Linked DNA regions of Homo sapiens: region 2 is linked to region 1. A link is a loop called in an ENCODE intact Hi-C map of the cell type or tissue named here. Cell type or tissue: psoas muscle. All regions are shown on one strand. Links, peaks and the distances in the headings refer to the core of each region. The heading gives the core; the rest is flanking DNA.

What was found. Hi-C counts contacts between places; a loop is a spot of excess contacts. Peaks named below come from ENCODE experiments on the same cell type or tissue, not always from the same donor. Only the 100,000 strongest peaks of a DNase experiment are listed, where the experiment ranks them.
Region 2: a loop joins it to region 1, with 2.0 times the contacts of the local background. A loop is called at or near these places in 15 of 110 quality-filtered maps.

The regions. Positions count from the first base shown.
Region 1 is chr2:109,277,877-109,284,997 of GRCh38, reverse strand. The region is part of intron 1 of SH3RF3 (SH3 domain containing ring finger 3); the gene reads right to left. It also overlaps a transcript of RANBP2 not described here. Among named protein-coding and RNA genes, the nearest start is that of MIR4266, 32 kb to the left of the region's middle. In psoas muscle, for the core only: a CTCF peak has its summit at 4,068; a DNase peak (open chromatin) is centred at 5,163.
Region 2 is chr2:109,491,980-109,499,100 of GRCh38, reverse strand. All of the region lies in intron 9 of SH3RF3 (SH3 domain containing ring finger 3), which reads right to left. It also overlaps a transcript of RANBP2 not described here. Among named protein-coding and RNA genes, the nearest start is that of SEPTIN10, 120 kb to the left of the region's middle. In psoas muscle, for the core only: a CTCF peak has its summit at 3,656 (motif pointing right); DNase peaks (open chromatin) are centred at 3,750 and 4,080; H3K27ac peaks cover 2,785 bases.

The sequences.
Region 1 (7,121 bases), core at 1,709-5,708:
CAGCTGTTCCCCACATTGACTTCACTTCTGATGGCACAAGGCCAGAATGTCTTTCATTAGTTTCCCAAACTCTGTCATCAGGGAAGCAGACGAGCCCAGTGTGGATTTTTTAAAGTCAGCACGTTCAAGAGCATCAACCTACATGAAGCCACACATCCTTAAACACACACACCCCACACACATGTCATCTGACACGAGGCCACACATCCTTAAGCACACACACTCCACACACATGTGCTTAGCCATGCGGGGACTTCACCTGCAGAGGTGTGCACAGAAGATGATCTGCCTGGCCTAGACTGGGAAGGGTCTCAAAAAAATCACTAAAGCCTCAAAAACATGGTCTAACCCATGACATTGGCAATGGTCTCCCATGCACTTCTAGATGCCACTCTATGCCCTTCATCCAGCCAAAACCACCCTGTGACTGCTCCACACATAATTCAAACACAGGGTTTCCTGCAGCAGATGTGACTCCAGTGGCTTCCAAGGCTGGACGAGAGGAGAGTGATGGGAGGGGTGTGTCCCCTTCTGCATGCCTGCCTCCCAGTCCACACGCCCTAGACCAGCCACCTTTGGGAATAAGGTCCTGCCCCACAATTGCCAAATTCCATTGATTTCATCTCCTGCAGCTTGTCTGATAATTTTGGTTGCTATCAGTCCCTGAATGCTTTAAGAATAAAAATGCCTTTCAGTAATACTCATGGCTACTAATACAGTGAAGATGCTCAAGGAAATGAACACCCACCAAAATGACAAGATCACCAAAAAGAAATTCCTGAGGGTCACACCACACTTGAGAAAACTGCAGGCCCCAACCCCCTTCCCCTGGGACCGCCCCTCTGTAAGACCCTGGGCTGAGTACCTGAGGGATGTGTTCGTTCAAGGTCTTTCATTACGGTGGATCTGGGAAGGCCAGGGGGCAGGACAAGGGAGGTGACAGCAAGTGAGAAGGCAGCCCAATGCCACCCTCCCCTCGGCTTTCCTACCCAGGGCAAGCTCTCCTGGAAAAACACCCACGGGCAGAGGTGTGGGGACAGGAGGGAGGCGGAAACACGGCCTCCCCAAGTGAGATGGAATCTGGGGGTCATTTGATAAGCGCTTCACCAGCTGATGCATATAGAATACTCACTCCCCAGCATCCCCAGTGGCTCAGCAGCAAGACTGGCAAATCCTCCCAGGGAGCAGAGAGAACAAACACAAGGAGCCAGGCAGAGAGCCAAGTTCAAATCCCAAATCCAGCACGTAGCACCTCTGTGGCTCAGGCCAGCGATTTAGCATCCCCAATTCTCAAATTTTCTGACCACAAAAGGGGGCTACTGTCCCCTGCTTCCAGGTCCCCATGTGCACTGAATCACAGTACAGTACAGCTCCCTGCAGCGCTCTCCCTCAGCCCCAGCTTTTAGGAAGGGGCTGAAGTGTGCCCCCATCCTGCTCACCAGGATCTTACCTCGGCCCTGGGTGGCCCATCCCTCCCCTACTCTCTTCTGGAGACCTTTGTGGACAACACCAGGGGTCTCTGTGGTCACCAGCATTTCTGAGTGCTCCTCCACAGGGGAGCAAAGCTCCACTCCCTCTGTGAGCTCAATACTGGCCACCAAAACACTCAATTTCAACGCAGTGAGGTGAGGCCTGGCAGAGGCTGGCAATGGGGTGGCAAGGAAGGAGCAGGGGAGCAGGTGTCCAGCAGGCCCACAAGTGGGGAGTGGGAACAGAGGCCTTAAGTAGGGGGAAGGCTGTGGCCATGGCCCAAGCACCCAGAGCGGGAGACTGCCAGGCTGGGGCCTGGAGGGAGCGAACAGAGGCATGCTCCAGGCACCTCTGGGACTATCACAGGCATTTCTGGGCTGTACCCTGGGCATTTTTATTACCTTTCAGGATTGATCATCTGCCATCATCACCGCTGCTGCCCATGACTCTGGCCCTGGCCAAGCCTGGACTTACCTTCTGTCTGCATACACAGTTCACACAGTCCTTGCCAACCCATGCCAAGCAGTCACCCCTTCCTCCACGTGAGGGAGTAGGACCCAGGGAGAGTAACAAGCCAGCCCCAATGCCACCATTGGTACACTGAGTTTCTCCTTCTCACTGTCACCTGAGTCTACAGGGGCCATCAGACTCCCCATCCATAGCTCCTCTCCTCACAGGAGGACCATTACCCCTCCACCTCCTCCTGCCTGCCAGCCCTGGAGGACACAGACATGGTCTACCTCCTGGTGAGCTCTTCTGCAGCTTTCTCCTTTGGCCGTTCTGAGGACTAAACTATGAAACAAAGCCATAAAGCTGGTAAGTGCAAGAAAATGACCAGCCAGACCCACTTTAAGTGAAGTGCTCCAAGCAAACAAGGGTGCCCGGACGTCTCCCACCACGGAGGCGAGAGGTGGAGTGCGTGCATTGGCTCTGTGCGCCGTTCTCCTGGCCAGTGTTCCCAGGCCCTGCAGTCAGCTGAGGCACAGGGCAGTACCACCCCTCCCCTGTCCTCCCACCGCAGGGCAGGCCGGCGTCTTGGTGACCCTCGGGCCTTCCTGCAGTGCTCATGACCTGGCAGTGGTGGAGCAGGACCAGAAGATTCCTAGAGCTTCTCCCAGTTACTTCACACCCATGTTTTGGTATCTCAGCAAAACCAGAGTCCACTTTTCCCCTGGGGTAGATTTTTTTGGTTAAGAAAATGCAGACAACTTGCACCAATTATGAACACGTTAGACTAAACAGTCAATCTGATCTACACTCATTTCTCAAAGCCAATATCTCCCTACATTAATGTGTAAAGGAAAGATGCAGGTTTAACCCCAATAAACACTCATGGCAACAAGATAAAAAGAAAAATAGCTGCTATCCATCATCAATCAGAAACTGCTCCTTAGGGAGGAAGCAAGCCCACCTTCCCTGAGCCAGAATGCAACTAGAGACAGGCTTCGCCATGCAGCCCCCACTCATATCCCACCAGCATCCCCTCTGACACCAAGCAGAGATGTAGCATCTTGAACCTGAGCCCTGGAGCATCCCGAAAGCCTGGCCCAGCGCTCGGCCATTGGGCTTCTGCTCTACAAACCACAGAGCCAGGCAGGCCTTTCAGCTCCTGCCACATGGCCATCTCTACATTCTGCCTCCCTCTCAGTGGGAACCGTCAGCTCTAGCCCGCTGGGGGTCTGTGTGCTCCCCAACACCCTCCCATGGTCAGCGTGCCCCCGACAGTCAGTGTGTCCATTGGCACAGAACCTCTGTGCAGGCTTGCTCTTGCTCTCTGGGCCTGCACCCACTCCACCATCATGGAAATCAGATACGGACTCTTCTGATTTCCTCTACCCTGAATCTAAGAACTGTGGGGAATTCAGCAGCTGCTCACTCTAAACACTTATACTCAAATTAAGTAAAGCACTTTACCAAACAGCAGACCTGGAGCTCGATCCCAGAGGCTCCCATCCTTAACTCTCCCACAGTGAATCACCCTCCCTCATCCCTTTGCATGCTCTGCTGAGGACCAGCAGGTGAAAGGCACCCACAGAGTCAGAACCAGAAGAGCTGCCTCCAGTACACGTGCTGTGCGTGTGCTGGATGCAGGACACTAGAGGGACATCCTGCTCTGAGACTGTCACATCGGCAGAGCTAGTCCTTCCCTCTCCTCACTTTCCAAGTCCCAAGAGTAGAATTCCTGATGGATAACGGAGGGGGCCCGGGGAAGGAAGAGGCAAGAGGGGTCTGAGGGTGCTCCACCCCAACAAAACCCACAACCTGTTGTCAGGTGTGTTTGTGCCCCTAAGTGTGCCCTCCAGCAGCCCAGGGCAGAAGCTGGGGTCGCAGGAGGGACAGGGAGAACCGTGACTCACTGCATTGTGCAGGTGGCACTCCATTTCCTATGGCATAGGTGACAACTGTGCCCATTCCTGTCTCTCAGGGTGTGCAGTAAGTAACCAGTCCTCTCTCTCTGGCCCTGTCATGGCATACAAGGTCGGCTCTGGGGACAGCATGGCTCAGTTGTCAGGAGCGTGAGGCTTTAAGGTCTGCAGATCTGTGTGTGTTCTGCATCACCACTGCCACCTAGGGAACCTGATGCAAGTTCCTAGTACCAAGCTTTAGTTTCCACATTTGCAGTGAGGATAATGCACCCACTTCTGCAGGCTTATTAGACACGGTATGCAATAATGTGCAACGGACATAAAACAGCCGACCACTGTTATCCAGCAGGTGCTCAATAAATGAAGAGAGAAATGAGATGAACCCTGCAGCGCCCTCGAGGCTCATGCTCACAGCCCTCATCGGGTGAGCCCCATTTCCAACGTCTCCAGATACTCACTGCTGGGTGCTACAAAGCAGAAAGGTTGTTTACATTACCCGAATGCTCTCAAAATAATCTTTTGATGAGCAGATCTATTAGTGTAGATTGTTTTTAGCTTGGAGACTACTTACACAGGGTTTTTAAGGATCAGGAGCCTGAAACCCCATATTTCAATGACTGCTAGGACTGGTATTGGACCATGGCCCCAGTGGAGCCCCAGTCTGGTAGACCAGCACCCGGGAACGAGAAGGGATTCCCCACCGCTCCCCTTCCTATTGCTGAGCGTCCACCAGACTGGGGCCCCATCACCCTGCCTAGCCAAGAGCGCACTCAGGTGGGATGCTGCTGTCCAGAGCCCCTCAGAGCCCACTGCCACTGGCTGGCTGTGGGGCCCCCTCTCTGGGCCTCAGTTTCCTTGCATGTAAAATGAGGGGAAAGGCCTCTGCGTTTCCTTCCAGTGCCAACACGCTAGGTCCTGCTGCTGCTTCTCCACAGCCAGGTGTTCTGTGTGCCACGGGCATTCACTAGTGCAGGCCACTGACATTAATTATAGATGTCAGCTCTTTATGATTCTGACAGCATTGCAGCAAGAAAAGAGGAGCCCCCAAAAAACATGCAGAAAAAAAGAACTCTGTTGTCTCTGGGATCGAAAAAAATAGGAGGGGAGCCTGGCTGGCATTCTGAAGTCCAGAATCTCCTCTACTCCCACCCTGGGGCAGCACAGCCTAAGAGAAACCGTGGCCCAGGGGGTGTGTTTTTGGGGCCCTCTCACCCCTCACCCTCCACCTCTTACCGCCCCCCAATTACCTCCCAACTCTCATCCCTTGTCCTCTCTCACCCCCCAGGGGCCCATACCCTAAGCCTCGCTACAGGGCAGGCCCCACCAGCCCCCACACTCCTGATAGATCCTCCCGGACCTCTTCTTGCCCGGCCTGGCTCTGTCAGCGAGGTCAGCGTCTGCGAAGTTTCGCGTCACTGCTCCCAAGCGTACTGAATTTCAAAAGAAACGCAAGCTGGCAAGAGCTGCAAAAGCAGGAAATTCCAATGACAGAATTCCAAAAGGAAACAGTGATGAGACCATTTCTGGGAAAAGGTGAAGGGGTGGGGAAGAAAGGTATCCCGTTTCCTTGAAATCCCACCCACTAGGCAACTGCAAGTGCTCCTCATTCCAGCCCTGACCTGTAGGACAAGGGTGATGGAGGGGGCGGTGGCGACTTCCCCAGTTAAAGCCTCAGAGTTCACATTAGCAGCATAGCAGCATTAAAGTGAGGTGGAGGAAGACCCAGTAGACAGGAGGAGGTCAAGGGACAGTCACTCCAGCAGGTGATGCAACTTCCATGCAAGAACCTGCCACTGCCGATTTAGCCTAATTGTCAGTGTGCTTGAACCTTCACTAGCCCTCCACTGGCCACTGCAATCCCTTTGCAGCAGTTAACCTTGGAAGAACAAAGGACGTGGCAGGAGCTAAGCCACATTCAGAAGTCAGCAGGGCTCTCGACAAGCTAATAGCACGCTTCATGTCAGCCTCTTCCCAAAACGTATGCATGGAATCCGGACCACAGCTCTTGGTCCACTACTCAATATCCCATGGATGGTTTTCCAGGTGATACGTGGATTTGCCATAAAATTAATGGGCACAGCAGTTCCCAAGATCCTCTTACTTTCATGCTCCCCCATCACCCTGGAAGAAAGATAACTTCAAAATCAAGTACAAGCACACCAACTTTGGAATGAGGAAACCTACAAGTCTAAAATCTGTGTCTTCTCTTGACTGCTCAAAGTAGACATTCTCACGGAGCCTCGGGTGTACTACTGCCCAGCAAACACTCATCCCCACCCTCCACTTCTGCAGAGTGCACGTCCCCACACTTGACCCTGGGCTTAGCCCCACGATTTGCCTTGGCCGATGCAATACCCACAAACAAGATACAGGTGAAGGGTAACATGGGTTTCAGTTGGGTACAGATGGGCTTGCATCCCTAGGGACTTGCCTTTCACCATGAAGACATGGCTCTGGAAGCTGCTGGTCCAAAGAAGGTAAAATTCAGCAGACCTGGACCTAATCAAAGCTTGAAGCCAAGCCAGGCAGATGTTCACAAGTGACTGTGAATAGCAGGTGCTTATCCTATATGCCGCTGACTCCTGGGATACATTGCTATGCAGTGACATTGGGGCCCGACATTCCAGTAACCCCAGGGTTGGCTGTCCCTTCTGCTGAATCCTTGTGCCTCATCATCAACCATGAGTCTTTGTTCATCGGGCACATTTATTTTAGCTGAACAGACAACACTGAACACCAAGTTAGATGAAATTATCCCATTCCTTCAGAAGTGTCATCACCACTGCAGACTGGCAAGCCCCACTGGGATGCCCCTGGGCCCACCCCCATTACGGGCACCAGCCTGCTGCTATGTGTGCACCAGGGTGGCTGAAGCACGGGGCCCTGCCGATAAAGTGCCTACCGTGGGCTCAGGGAAACATCCTCCACAAAGGAGTGCAGAGAAAATAGTCCTGGTGAATTACTGAAATTGATTTTTTTTTTTTTAAGATTGGGTCTTGCTCTATCACTCAGGCTGGACTGCAGTGGCACAATCATGGCTCACTGCAGCCTAGACCTCCTGGGCTCAAGCCATCCTCCCACCTCAGCCTTCTGAGTAGCTGGGACTATAGGTGCATGACACTATGCCTGGCTTTTTTTTTTTTTTTTTTTTGTTAGAGACAGGGTCTCCTTGTTGCCCAGGCTGATCTCTAACTCCTGGCCTCAACTGATCCTCTCACCTCAGCCTCCCAAAATGTTGGGATTATAGGCGTGAGCCACCACACCCGGCCTGAAATGCCTTTCAGC
Region 2 (7,121 bases), core at 1,702-5,701, 210 kb before region 1:
CTTGGACTGAGTTGCCTCACAGCTGAGGCTCCTTTTGGGCAAAGGCTCAGAGGGCTCCAGCAGTCCCCATCCCTCTCAGAGGAGGGGCCACAGTCTAAACGCCCCAGCATTCCCAGGCCCTCCACACTGCGCCCTTCCCACTCCACCAGCTCTGCCCTGCCGCGCCCTAGCGACCCCAGGTGCACCCACCTCAGGGCTCCTCCATATGCTGCTCCCTCTGCCCAGAACGCCCTTCCCTGTGTGGCCACGCCGGGCCTGCCCTTTCCCAGCTCTTACCATCTTCCACTGCCCAGCCATTCACCTGTTTACCCAACCCATCCTGCCTCCTGCACCAGTCTGCAAGCCCCATCGCCACAGGGATTACTGCACACCTGCTCCAAGTGTGGCTCACATACTTCAGGACCCCCCACAGTTCCCTGGGCCCATCCTGGACCTACTTGATACTACTTAGGGGGAATGAACTAGGGAATGTGGATTTTCAGCAGCTCTGGGAGGGAATGCTTGCACATTGGTGTCTGAAAATCGAGCTGAGTGCATGCTCAGGGAGGAAGCCTTTGCCCTTCCCCACCCCACGTGTTCACAGAGCCTGGGGCGCAGAAGCCATGGCTTTGGGGCAGTTTGGCTTGGTGCCAGGCTCAGGAAAAATGTGCAGACAGGAGACCAAGGCCCAGTCCTATGGAGTGCACAGCCCCTGGGCACACAGGCCCAGCTTGCACCAGGCTGGCAAGAGGAGGAGGCATGGAGGATGGGCTCCTGAGGCTGACTTGGGGGTGCAGTGTTCCTACTCCTGGGGAAGCAGAACAGGCCAGGTTCTGGGTCGCAGTCCCGAATACCAGCCAACTCTAAGTGTCTCAGAGCATCTACGGGTGCACGATGGTTGGACTGGTTCCCATGGGCTATCTGCCGGCGAACCAGACTCTGCTCTCAGGGACATGCAGGCGGGAAGGAAGGAGGGCAGGCGGAGGCACCTCCTTCCTCCCAGCTCAGCGTCTCTGTGAGGGCTTCCTGCTGGCCCTCCTTCAAGGAGGACAGATGGCTGCCGGGATGCAGCCAGCGGTCTGTGAAATCAGACAGCATACACACAAACTGAGGCTGCGAGGGCCCACAGGATCAGCGCCATCCTACCTGTGGCCTTCTGCCATCCTCCACCTCTTCCAAACACCTGCTCCTCCTCTCTCTTCCCCAAGGAAAGAAAGGAAGGCAAAGGGCGAGATGATTTCTCAGACTTTGAATGCAAGTTTTGGCTTTTGCCTCAACTTCCAGATGTGAAATAAACAAGCAGCTTTAAAAATATAATTTGTTAGAAAGATGTAATTTGGTGCTTCTGAGCAATTCAATGATTTAATGAGCCCAGATGGATGTGGGCTGAATTTATACGAGACAAGTGTTTAACGTTTCTGTCCAGATCATTCCAAGACTCTGAGCTGTTCTTCCTGCTGCAGGAAAGTAATTGATACTCCCCGTTATAGACACAGAGCGCCGTTGTCGTGTCCGTGTCAGCAGCTGAGGATGACAGCTACTCCCAGGTCACAACTGTGCGTCATAAATCAGCAAGCAACTCTGCCCTGCTGAGTATAATTAAGGTTATGGCAACCACAGCTAATTTTCAGACACAGGGCTCAAGGAATCCAAATGGGCAAAATCAGAATGAATTCTCATTCCATTATTATTACCATTAGCTCTGTGTGCGAGGTTTGGATGTTCTGCTTTCCTTGGGGGTCGTCTGCTTCCCTCCCTGACAACAGAGTCTGCAAAGTGGCCCTCCATGTGGTAGCCTTTTCAGAGCACTTGCTCCAACACAGGAAGACGAATGAGCCCCTGAGTCCATGGAATGTGCTGGTAACAGAGTGGTGTCTGCTAGGAACTTGGGGATAAGAATACTTCTATACCCTGGACACTAAACTGTAATATCAACACACATATTAGTTGTTTATGGCTATAACGAATGACCATAAATGTAGTGGCATCATACTATAAAAATATATTATAGTTCCGTCCATCAGAACTCCAACGTGGTCTCACTGGGCCAAAATCAAGGCATCTGCAAGGCTGGTTCCTCCTGCAGGCTCTAGGGTAGAAGCTGTTTCCTTGCCTTTCCAGTTGCTAGAAGCTGCCTTCATCCCTTCTCTGGAGGCTTCTTCCTCCATCTTCAAAGGGGAGTGCTCACATCATGCCACTCTGACCTTCTCCTCTGCCTCTCTCTTCTACTCATAAGGACCCTTTGTGATTACACAGGGCCCACCTGGATAATCCCGGGTAATCTCTTTATTTTAAAGTCAGCTGGTTAGCAACTTTAATTCCATCTGCAACCTGATTTCTCTTTGCCATGTATGGTAACATAGTCATGAGTTTTTAGGGTTTAGGGCATAGACATCTTTGGGGGCCATTATTCTGCTCACCACACACATAATGGATCAGATCAAGGAACGCTGAAATCCTAACAAAGCCATATAACTCACAGGCCATCAAGAGCTGAGGATGAGCTGATCCGATGTGAACATCTGGGGAGAAGCAGGTCAAAGGGGCAGGAGTCGGCCAGGCCGTGCTGCAGGTGCCCTCACCCTCACTGACTTACTATTATCATAGATGTCACAGCATATGTTACTATTAGAGAGGTCATAGTGAAAGGTGAAGCCAGCTGGACTTCCTGGGTCGAGTGGGGACTTGGAGAACTTTTCTTTCTTATGAGAGGATTGTAAAATGCACCAATCAGCACTGCAGCTAGGAGTGTAAAATGCACCAATCAGCACTCTGTAGCTAGCAAGAGGATTGTAAAATGCACCAATCAGCACTCTGTAAAATGCACCAATCAGCGCTCTGTAGCTAGCAAGAGGATTATAAAATGCAGCAATTAGTGCTCTGTAAAACGCGCCAATCAGCACTCTGTAAAATGCACCAATCCGCACTCTGTAAAATGCACCAATCAGCAGGATCCTAAAAGTAGCCAATCACAGGGAGGATGGAAAAAAGGGCGTTCTGATAGGACAAAAACAGAACATGGGAGGGGACAAATAAGGGAATAAAAGCTGGCCACCCCAGGGCAACCCGGTGGGTCCCCTTCCATGTGGAAGCTTTGTCCTTTGCTCTTCACCGCGAAGGTCTGTGGCTCAATTCTTGAAGTCAGTGAGACCACGAACCCACCAGGAACCAACTCTGGACACAATAGCATATATTATTATTGTTGTGTTTAGTGTGCACTCATACTTTTTCTGGTGTTAATCTAGGTGATTTACAAGTATTATACCCAGACATGTATTATTATCCCCATTTTATGTATGTGGAAACTAGGACTATAAAAATGAAGAAAGGGGGCCAGGTGCAGTGGCTCACGCCTCACGCCCAGCACTCTGGGAATCCGAGGTGGGCGGATCACTTGTGGCCATGAGTTTGAGACCAGCCTGGCTAACATGGCGAAACCCCGTCTCTACTAAAAATACAAAAATCAGCCAGGCATGTCAGTGGACGCCTGTAATCAATCCCAGCTACTTGGGAAGCTGGGCACAAGAATTGCTTAAATCTGGGAGGCGGAGGTTGCAGTGGGCCAAGATTGCACCGCTGCACACTCCAGCAGACAGAGTGAGACTTTGTCTCAAAAAAAAAAAAAAAAAAAAAAAAAAAAAAAAGGAATGAAAGATATTCAGGATGAAATGGCCGGTAGGTGGCCCAGAGTGTCTGTCTACTCAAAGCCTCTCTACGATACTTGATACTGCCAAGGTGCAGAAGAGCCAGGAGGCAGGCATCCAGTGGGCAGGAGGGGCTGGTCCCAGAACTCAGCTTGCCTGGCCCTGCACCAGAACAGACCAGGGTTGGTGTAGCTGGGGAACTGGGGCATTAGACGGTTCTAACCTGATGCCATGTGCATTTGCTGCCTGCATTTCCCATGACCACACCCGTATTCTGAGTTCCACAAGCAACTTCTGGAAATTCAGCTCCCTCTGCACATAGTCCGCAGGACAAGAATATGCCAGACACCTAAAGATGAGGTCCTCTTGGAAGGAACGGGGCATGGCCCTCTAGGTGACTTACACCCCAGGCTCGTGGGCTTGGCTCATAAGTCTACTTACGAGACTGGCCTGCTGCCTGCCAGCTGCTGGGGCAGGGCAGCTGAGCCTGCCAGCCTCGCTGACCCGGCCCCAGATTGCTGCTCACAGTACACTCCCCTAGTCCTTTCTCAGAGGAGCTCCCTCTGCAGCACCTTCTACTTGAATGTCCTTCCTCTGAGAGTGGAGAGGAGAGCAGCGCCCGCTCTCTTTCCAGAGTCTTGAAAGAGATGGTTGAGATCTGGAGGAGTCTGGGCACAGGAAAGGCCCAAGAAATGCAGGCAGCAACACTGCCCATTCCTCCTTGGCATTTTGGGGTGGAAACCTTGACCCTGACAGCCCATACTGCCCTGCTGCCTGCATTCCCACTTTCATGATCACAGGTGGGCCTTGCACACCTGAGGCCCTCCAGGAGTGCTTGGCAGCTGAGTGTTCTGGCCCCACTGCAGGGACTCTCACCTCTGCACAGGGCGCAGCCCAGCAGCTCCTCCTCCAAAGTAAGCCTGGAAGTAAGTTTTACTCACAAGTCTGCAGGGCCCAAGTCCAAGTGCTCTCTGGTGCTGTCCCAGCCCGAGGAGTCAGCATTTTCCCAGTCATGCCCTCAGCTCCGACCTGCTAGGGCTCCCCAGGATACCAGGCAGCCTGTGGCTACCATGTTGAGGGGAGGGGGCACTTCTGGGGCTCATGAGCAGTTTGGTTTCAGGCTGTTTTTTGGAAACACTTCTCTTTAATGAGTGCTACAGAGTGCTTGGGTGCAAGGAGCCACCAAAGAGTCTCTGGGTACAATGACCCCTGATTAGATGGAACACTCAGAGAACGGGAGTGAGTCTCTGAATTTTCTAATTCATCAGAGATGCCCATGACTTTATAGAAACAGGGTCTTTCAATACTTTTTATTGAGGTGTCTGGAAGTCATGTCTTTGAAGATAAAGTTGAGGGGTCTGGGGAAGAAGGATCCTAGGGGAGACATGAGAACAGCTTTGAACTATCCCAAAGTCTGTCATTCTCACGAGCCGGCAGACCAACTCTGTGACTCCAGACAAGGGCCAGGACCCATCCGGAAAACACAGGCAGCAGGTGTTGGTCCCATGAAGGGAGGTTCTGATGCGGAGGAGACTCCTTAGGAGAGGATGAGAGGTGGAGGAAGTGGAGGAGGAGGAGAGAAGGAAAGAGAAGGTGGGTGTGTGTTGTGTGTCTGAATATGTGTTTGTATTATGTGGTTGCTTGATGTACAATTTGTGTATAGTGTGTGTATCTGTGTGTTATGTGTGTTTGCCTGGTGTGTGTGCAGTGCATGTTTGGTGTGCAGTGTGTGTGTCTGCATAATGTATATGGTGTGTGTTTATGGTGTGTATGTATGGTGTGTGGTGTGTGTATGGTGTGTGATGTGTTTGTATAATATGTGTGTGTATGGTGTGTGTTTGCAGCATGTGTGGGGTGTGNGTTTGCAGTGTGTGTGGTTTGTGTGTATTGTGTGTGGGGTGTGTGCAGTGTGTATGGTATGTATGTGTATGGTGTGTGAAGGGTGTGGGTATGCAATGGTGTGTGTGAGGTATGTGTTTGTATGGTGTATGTGGGGTATGTGTTTGTATGTATAGTGTATGTGGAGTGTGTTTGCACATGTGTGTAGTCTGTGTTTGCATGATGTATGTGTGGTGTGTGTGGTGTCTGTACCATGTGTGTTTGCAGTGTGTGGCATGTGTCTGTTTGTATGACGTATGTGGGGTGTGTTTGTATGGTGTACGTATATTTGCATGGTGTGCATGGTGTGTGTTTCTATGGTGTACGTGGGGTGTGTGTTTGCAGTGTGTGTGGTGCGTGTGTATATGCTGTATGTGTAATGTGTGAGTGTTTATATGATATATGTGTGGTGTGTGTGTTTGCATGGCGTATGTGTGGTGTATGTGTTTTGTATGATGTATGTGGGGTATGTGTGTTTATATGATGTATCTGTGGTGTATGTGTATGTTTGTATGTATGGTGTATGTGTGGTGTGTGTGTTTGTATGATGTATGTGGGGTATGTGTTTGTATGGTGTATGTGTGGTGAGTGTATGTTTGCACAGTGTGGTGTGCAGTGTGAACCCAGTCCCCCAAGGGCCTGGGGCCCTGTAGAGGGGAAGGCACTTCTCCCTGTGGGTGTGGCTGTAGGGGCTGGGACTGGCATGGCAGTGCTGATGGATCTGCAGGACCCAACAATGGTGCAGCCCCTGGAGGAGCTGTGACATGTCCCACGATGTCCACAAGCTGATAATAGGCCCTGTGACTACACAGGACTGGGGGTGCTGCTGACTGCGCACCCTACAGAGAGGTAGCTCAGGGCGTGGGCCATGAGGTCAGAAAGTCCTCAGCTGAATCTCTGGCTTGGCCACTAACTAGCTGTGTGATCTTGGGCCAGTTACCTAGCCTTTTACAAAACCTCGGTTTCCTCATCTGTAAAACGAGGATAACTGATTTCATAGGGTTCGTGGGAAGGTTCACTGAGACTACACACATGTAGCGCTTGGGGAAACATAGAAGGCAGGGCCTGGCTGTCCTGGGCATGCGTAGCCGGAATCCATGCCCACTGCTGAGTGTTCTGAACGTCACCCCTGTGCAGAACACCCAGCTCTTGTGATGCTAACAGCAGGTGTACATGCGACTTCCGTTCTCACTGGTTAGCAGAAGTCAGTAGCTGCGGGTTCTGCAGAGAGCCCTGTCCACTCTGGAGCCCCAGGCCTAGCCCCATAGGCTTGGCGCTAGGCATCATCTCTGTCAGGGCTGGCAAACTGCGCCTGCGGCTAATTTGTGTAGTCTTAGAGCTGTGAATGTTGTCACATTTTGAAATGGTTGAAAAAGAAATCAGAAGACTATTTCATGACCTACGAAAATTGTACGAAATTTAAATTTCAGTGTCCACAAGTAGGGGTTTACTGGGACACCGGCCCATTCATCTACATACAGTGTGTGGCCACGCTTCCACCGTGAAGGCAGAGGACGTGGTCACCACAGACACAGCAGGACTGCAACATCTGCAGTGTTTACCATCTGGCCCTTGACGAAGAACCTGTGAAGCTAGAAAACTATACAGAAGAATATGTGA